Linked DNA regions of Homo sapiens: region 1 is linked to region 2. A link is a loop called in an ENCODE intact Hi-C map of the cell type or tissue named here. Cell type or tissue: heart left ventricle. All regions are shown on one strand. Links, peaks and the distances in the headings refer to the core of each region. The heading gives the core; the rest is flanking DNA. Region 1 has its middle 12 kb from the start of LINC01747. Region 2 holds the start of SSTR4 (somatostatin receptor 4).

Region 1 (2,905 bases), core at 157-2,656, 340 kb after region 2:
CACAATGGACGGGGGCACTTGTGACATCTTTGTCCAAAGAAGGAGCACATTGTCCTGCCTGGTCTTAAACCCAGCCTCTTTGGCATAAAATTTTTAAGGTAAAATAGGTTCATGGTCCAAAGCTATTGAAACAGCATTCTCTGCCTCCTCACTTTGATATTTTTATCCAGGTCAGATCAGATTAAAATGAACAGCAGGAAATTCCATGACAGATGAAAAAAGCACACAAACTTAGACAAGAGAATTGTGAAAGTCAATTTCTATTTAACAGATATTTATTAAAGATTCACATGTGCTGACACTGTTCTGGGTACTTGAAAACATCAATGAACAAAACAATGCTGGCCCTCCTTGAACTTGGTTGCATCCTAGCAGTTGGAAACAGGTAAAACAGAGTAATAAGTGAGTAAATTATCTAGGAAATGGTAAAGAGTACAGCAGAATTGAGTCAGAGCAGAGAGGGTGGGGCAGTTACAGAATTAAACGAAGTGCTCAGGGAGGCCTCATTGGAAAGGTGGCATTTGGGAAAGACTCGGAGGAAGTGCAGGAGTGAGTCAAACTGACATATGGAGGAAGAGTGTTCACATTTCAGAGATTACAGTGGCCAGCGTGGCTGCAACAAAATGAGCAAAAGGAAATATCCCAGGAGCTGATGTCAGGAAGCAGCAGGACCCACATCTGTGGGACTTCCAGGCCACGGCAAGGAGTTTTATTCAGAATAAAACTTTTATTCTGAATAAAACGGAGGCCCTGAAGGTTATTAGCACAGCACTGATATCAGGTTACTCAAGTATTCTAAGGATTACTTAAACCTGGCTGCCATGCTGGGAATAGATTACAAGGAAACAGGGACAGAAACAAGAAAACAAAAATTAGATGATGGTATTTAGACCAGGGTAGTAGCAGAAAAGATAGTGAGAATTGGTCAGGTTCTCAGTATTCTGAAGATAGAGCCAATGGGTTTTATAACAGGTTTGATGTAGAGATAAGTGAAAAAGTGAGGTTGAGAATGCCACCAAGATGTTCCCTGGGCTGTTGGGATGGTGGAGTTTCTATTAACTGGCATGGAAAGGTGGCAGTGGAACAGGCTCAGGCTAAAACCCAAGAGTTCTGTGTTAGCTATGATCACCTTGAGATGTGCTTAGGCATCCAAGTGGAAAGGTTGAGTAGGCAGTTGGGTATATAAATCTGGAATTTAGGAAAAGATTTAGGTTAAAAATATAAACATGGAAGTTATAGCATACCAATGGTATTTAAAGCTATGAGACAAAATGGGGTCATCAAAGGGGAGTGTCTTTAAAAAGAAGACAAAGAGCTGACATTACAAGGTCATGGACAAAGGAGAAACTGGCAAAGGTGACAGAGAAAACAAAGCAGTGTGTGGTGTCCTAGAAGCCAAATGCAGAAAATGTTTCAAGGAGTTGGAAGCACTCAATAAATCTTTTCCAATGCTGCTGAAGGGTCAAATCGGATGAGGACTGAGAATGGACCTTTGGCTTCAGCAACATGGAGGTCAAGGTGATCTTGACAAGAGCAGTTAGTTGAGTTCAAGGATTCTAGTCTGATGAGAGTGGAATCAAAAGAAAGTGGGAAGCAATGAATTAATGACAGCAAGTGACATCTTTCAGAGTTTTGTCTCAAATGGAAAGCAAAGAAATGTACATAAGCTGGAGGAAGAAGGGTCATGAGAGTGATCTTCAGATGAGAGAAATTATATAAGCTTGTTGAGTGATGGGAATGATCCAATACAAAGCCAACAGCTGGCAACGTAGGAGAGAGAGGGTAGAATCCCTAACAAAGCTGAGACCTCGTGCACTAGAGAGAAAGGTGGTGTTACTTTGCGAAAGAGGCAAGAAGGCAGAAGTGAAGGTGCAAAGAAAGGTGGATGAGTAAAGGTGGCAGTGACTGTCTTTGGAACTTATCTGGTTACTTAAATTTTTCCAGTAAAGGTAGAAGCTGAGAGAGAGAATGGGGTAAGAGATATGGGGAATTGAGAAGAGAAGAGAAGAGAAGAGAAGAGAAGAGAAGAGAAGAGAAGAGAAGAGAAGAGAAGAGAAGAGAAGAGAAGAGAAGGTGTGACATGGCCATTTAGAGAACATGAGAGAGGAGGGACATGCAACGGCACTGCCAGGCAGCATGAAGGGCCTCAGGTTTTCACAGCCATGAAGTTGAAGCCAGACATGCGGCCGTGGTGTGTGCTTCCCTGCAGGCATGTTCAGCTGCACCAAAGTAGGCAAGGAGTAGGCAGATTTGATTTCACCAGGGTTGTGGGTTGCCAAGCTAGGAGGAGAGAGGAGCAAGGTGGTGTTGATAGTGACTGACCACGAGATTGGAGCTGGGAAAGTGGGGGTGAGGAATAGTAGAAAGGAGGATTTCTGCTTCCAACAAAGATGGAGTAACAGGAATCAGAGCTACCCTCCCATCTTAAAGAACTAAATAACTGGTTCTCTCTCTCTCTCTCTCTCTCTCTGTGTGTGTGTGTGTGTGTACACATATGTACAGGACCCAGTGATCTCCCTGAGTTTAGAAGATGGAGCTGGGAATCTGGGGAGGCTACAGCGGTAGAATCCCAGAGAGGTCCACTGCATAGATAGAGAACTCTAGAAGACTGAAAGAGGCACAGAGAGCTAGAGGGCCACAGAGAGACACAGAGGGCCACAGAGAGTCACAGAGGGTTACAGAGGACTGCAGAGGGCCACAGAGGGCCTCGTGGAGCTGCAGAGGGCCGGAGAGGGCTGCAGAGATCCACAGACGGCCACAGAGGGCCCAGAGTCCTCTATAGGTCTTCAGCAGAGCATACTTGAGTGTGAGGCAAGTGGGCAAGGCTGAAGAAGAACCATCAGAAAGGAGAGGAGGGGACAGCCTGCAGCACTCATGCAGGTAAAACAGCGAGTGTTTTACCACT
Region 2 (2,905 bases), core at 258-2,757:
TAGCTAAGGATAAGGGACACGTGGTTGACGGTGGCATCAAGGCTGGTCACGAAGAGGTTCAGCAGCTGCACCACGTAGAAAGGCATCCAGCAGAGCACAAAGACGACCACGACCATCAGCACCAGCCTGGTGATTTTCTTCTCCGAGCGCCTGCGCTGCTGCCAGCCAGCGCGCAGGGCCACGGCGCGCATCTTGCCCACGATGAGCAGGTAGCACAGGCCAATGGCCAGCACGGGCAGCAGGAAGCCCAGCAGGAAAGTGTAGACCACGAAGACTGCCGACCAGGCCGGGTGTGGCCACTGCAGGTTGCAGGCCACGGCCTGGCCGCCGCGAGCCGGTCTGGTGTCTGCGAAGATGGCGATGGGGAGAGTGACCAACAGGGATGCCAGCCACACGCCCAGGTTGATGAGCTTGGCCACGCTGGGCCGCCGGTAGGTCGCCGCGCGCAGAGGGTGCACCACGGCCACGTAGCGGTCCACGCTGAGCACGGTGAGACAGAAGACGCTGGTGAACATGTTGAGGCCGTCGACGCTGAGCACCGCGCGGCACAGCACGGAGCCGAAGGGCCAGTGGCGCAGGGCGGCCGACGAGGCCACGAAGGGCACGCTCAGCATGAAGAGCTCGTCGGCTACGGCCAGGTTGAGCAGGTAGATGTTGGTAGCCGTCTTCATCTTGGCGTAGCGAAGGATCACGAAGATGACCAGGGCGTTGCCCACCAGCCCCACCAGGCACACCAGCGCGTAGATGCACTGGATAGCGACCATGCCCGCCGCCCGCGCGTCCCCGGGCCCCGCCACCGCCTCCTCCGCCTCCGCCGGAGCGCTACTGGCATTGGCTGCAGAGGGCCAGGCCGTCCCCAGCCCTTCCTCGCCCCCGGGGGGCAGCGTCGAGGGGGCGCTCATGACCAGGGGTGCCGGCGCAGGGCAGCTGAGCGCGGCGGAGCTAGCGCTGCGCCAGAGAGCTCGGGCGGCGGGCCCAGGGCGGGGGCTGGCGCGCAGACGCGCGGCTCTTCCCGGCTACGCTGAAGAGCTGCGGGCACCGGGGAGCGCCCGCCAATCCCCGCGCCGCGCGCCCCACCGCGCGGGCGCCCGACTGGCTCGCACCGCTGTGGCCCGCGCCCCTCGGCACCCCAGCTCCTGGGGGTCAGCGCCTCACCCAGCCCTGGAGTCGTCTCCGGCCCCGCCCCGTTTTCCCACCTCGGTCGCCCCCTCCCCGCTGCCGACTCTGCCCCAGGTTCCCAGGTCTCCAGTCCGGCTCCAGTGTCAACAGCACCCCCAGCCCCGTCCGGCCCTCCCGGGGTCCCCCGCCTGGCTTCTTTCCTTCAGACCTCTATTCAGATCCCGTCTTCCCCAGCAGCCCTTTGAGGTCCAGTTCCCTGCTTTGCTACAGGGGGTCTGCGGCGGCGGGGCTGGGGGTCCCGGAGTCCTCCCTTTGGGTAAAGATGTGCCCGGAACTGGTCAGGGACCACCTGGAAGCTTGGACCACTTGCCTTGCACTTGACATCCCCTCACCCTGCCCTTTAATCCTCGCGACGACCCATCCTTGCACATGGCTGAGTCCCTTTTATAGAGGCGGAACCTGAGGCTTCCACTGGCGGCTTGGTGAATTTCAGGTCTGTCAGGATGTCCAGTTTTCCCCACAGCTCACCACTCCTTTCTCTGCTCCCCAACCCACTCTGGACAAGTGCAGATGCCGGACCTTTTAACTTCTGTGTCCGAGCAGCTGAGGTGCTATGGGCACAAGGAATGGAGACGGACAGGTGGAGGCAGAGATGCCACCAAAGAAGGCCAAGCCTGTGCTAGCTCCCTCGGGAACTGGCAGAAGCTACGGGAGCCGGACATCTCAGAACCTTCACCCTGTGACCTGGTTCAGTCATTATCCGCGGGTCTCCATCCCTGGCCACTAAAATGTGCCTGGGGAGGACTGTGGTCGAGAGGTCGGGAAAGAAAGGGGTTCCGGCCTGGAATTACCCTTCTTCTGCTAAACTCCAGAGATAGTGAGTTCACTGGCTCCTGGACTGGACACCCAGGAGCAGCCGCCGGCTCCAGCCCTAGTCCCTCTAGCTGGCACAGGGCACAGGAACGTTCCTGAACTGGGGATTGGCCTGGGAAAGTTATTCTTAAAGTAGCTCTGACTTTTAGGATCCTGGCTGTCTTTGGCCCCTTCTCTGTGGGATGGTGGCCCCCTTTAGCCCCCAGTACAGCCCAGAAAGGCCTTTAGTGGGTCTAAAATTGGCCACCTGGGGGGTGGGGTCTCAGCTTTCCGCTGGGTGGCTGGGACAGCGATGGGGAGGAGGGAGTCCTGTTGCAACTGGAGGAGGCCTTTCTAAGACTGGGGGGTGGGGGAAGCTGCCCACTGCTGTTTATCCAGGTGTGGGATGGGAGCACGGGCATGATCAGCACCAGTGCAGCCCCATAGTTGACCTCAACCACTGTCTCCAGTCTCTGCTACTCAAATAGATGTATTGGGAGGATTTGGTCTAGCACTCCTCCACTCTGTAGGTTGGTCTGTCCTTTCCTTTTTGTCCCTAAGAGAGAGACCTTTCACATCTTTGTCCTTAAGAGAGAGACCCTTCCCTGAGAAAGAGGAAGGAGATGGCACCTTTGTCATTCTACTTGGTGCCATCCTTTGGTGGAAGGGAACAAGAGCAACCTCAGATTTGGGAGGGAAGAGGAGTTTAGGGGCTTTTCCCTTTAACCCTGGTCTTGGGAAGACCCTTAGGTGGCTCCTCTGCAGATAGCCTTTCCAGGGCTTAGTGTGGAAGTGCTGGGGGCTATCTTGTCTTCCTGGTCTCCTCTCTTCTGCTGTCCTCTCTGCCCATTGAACACTCGGCCCCTTCCCTTTCCTGAGAAAGTATTTCTTCTTGTCCTGCCTCATGTGTGAGCCCCTGGAATCTTTCCTGTGC

What was found. Peaks named below come from ENCODE experiments on the same cell type or tissue, not always from the same donor. Only the 100,000 strongest peaks of a DNase experiment are listed, where the experiment ranks them.
Region 1: it touches region 2 in a loop (2.8-fold over the local background); 42 of 110 quality-filtered maps call a loop at or near these places.

Annotation. Positions count from the first base shown.
Region 1 is chr20:22,696,271-22,699,175 of GRCh38, reverse strand. No RefSeq gene overlaps it. Among named protein-coding and RNA genes, the nearest start is that of LINC01747, 12 kb to the right of the region's middle. In heart left ventricle, for the core only: no CTCF peak of the experiment used is centred there; no DNase peak of the experiment used is centred there.
Region 2 is chr20:23,033,481-23,036,385 of GRCh38, reverse strand. It overlaps SSTR4 (somatostatin receptor 4), which reads right to left and starts at 1,074. Exons shown (of 1, transcript NM_001052.4): 1 at 1-1,074. The coding sequence starts at 902. RefSeq lists an enhancer at 1-533. In heart left ventricle, for the core only: no CTCF peak of the experiment used is centred there; DNase peaks (open chromatin) are centred at 893 and 1,286; H3K4me3 peaks cover 581 bases; H3K27me3 peaks cover 2,500 bases.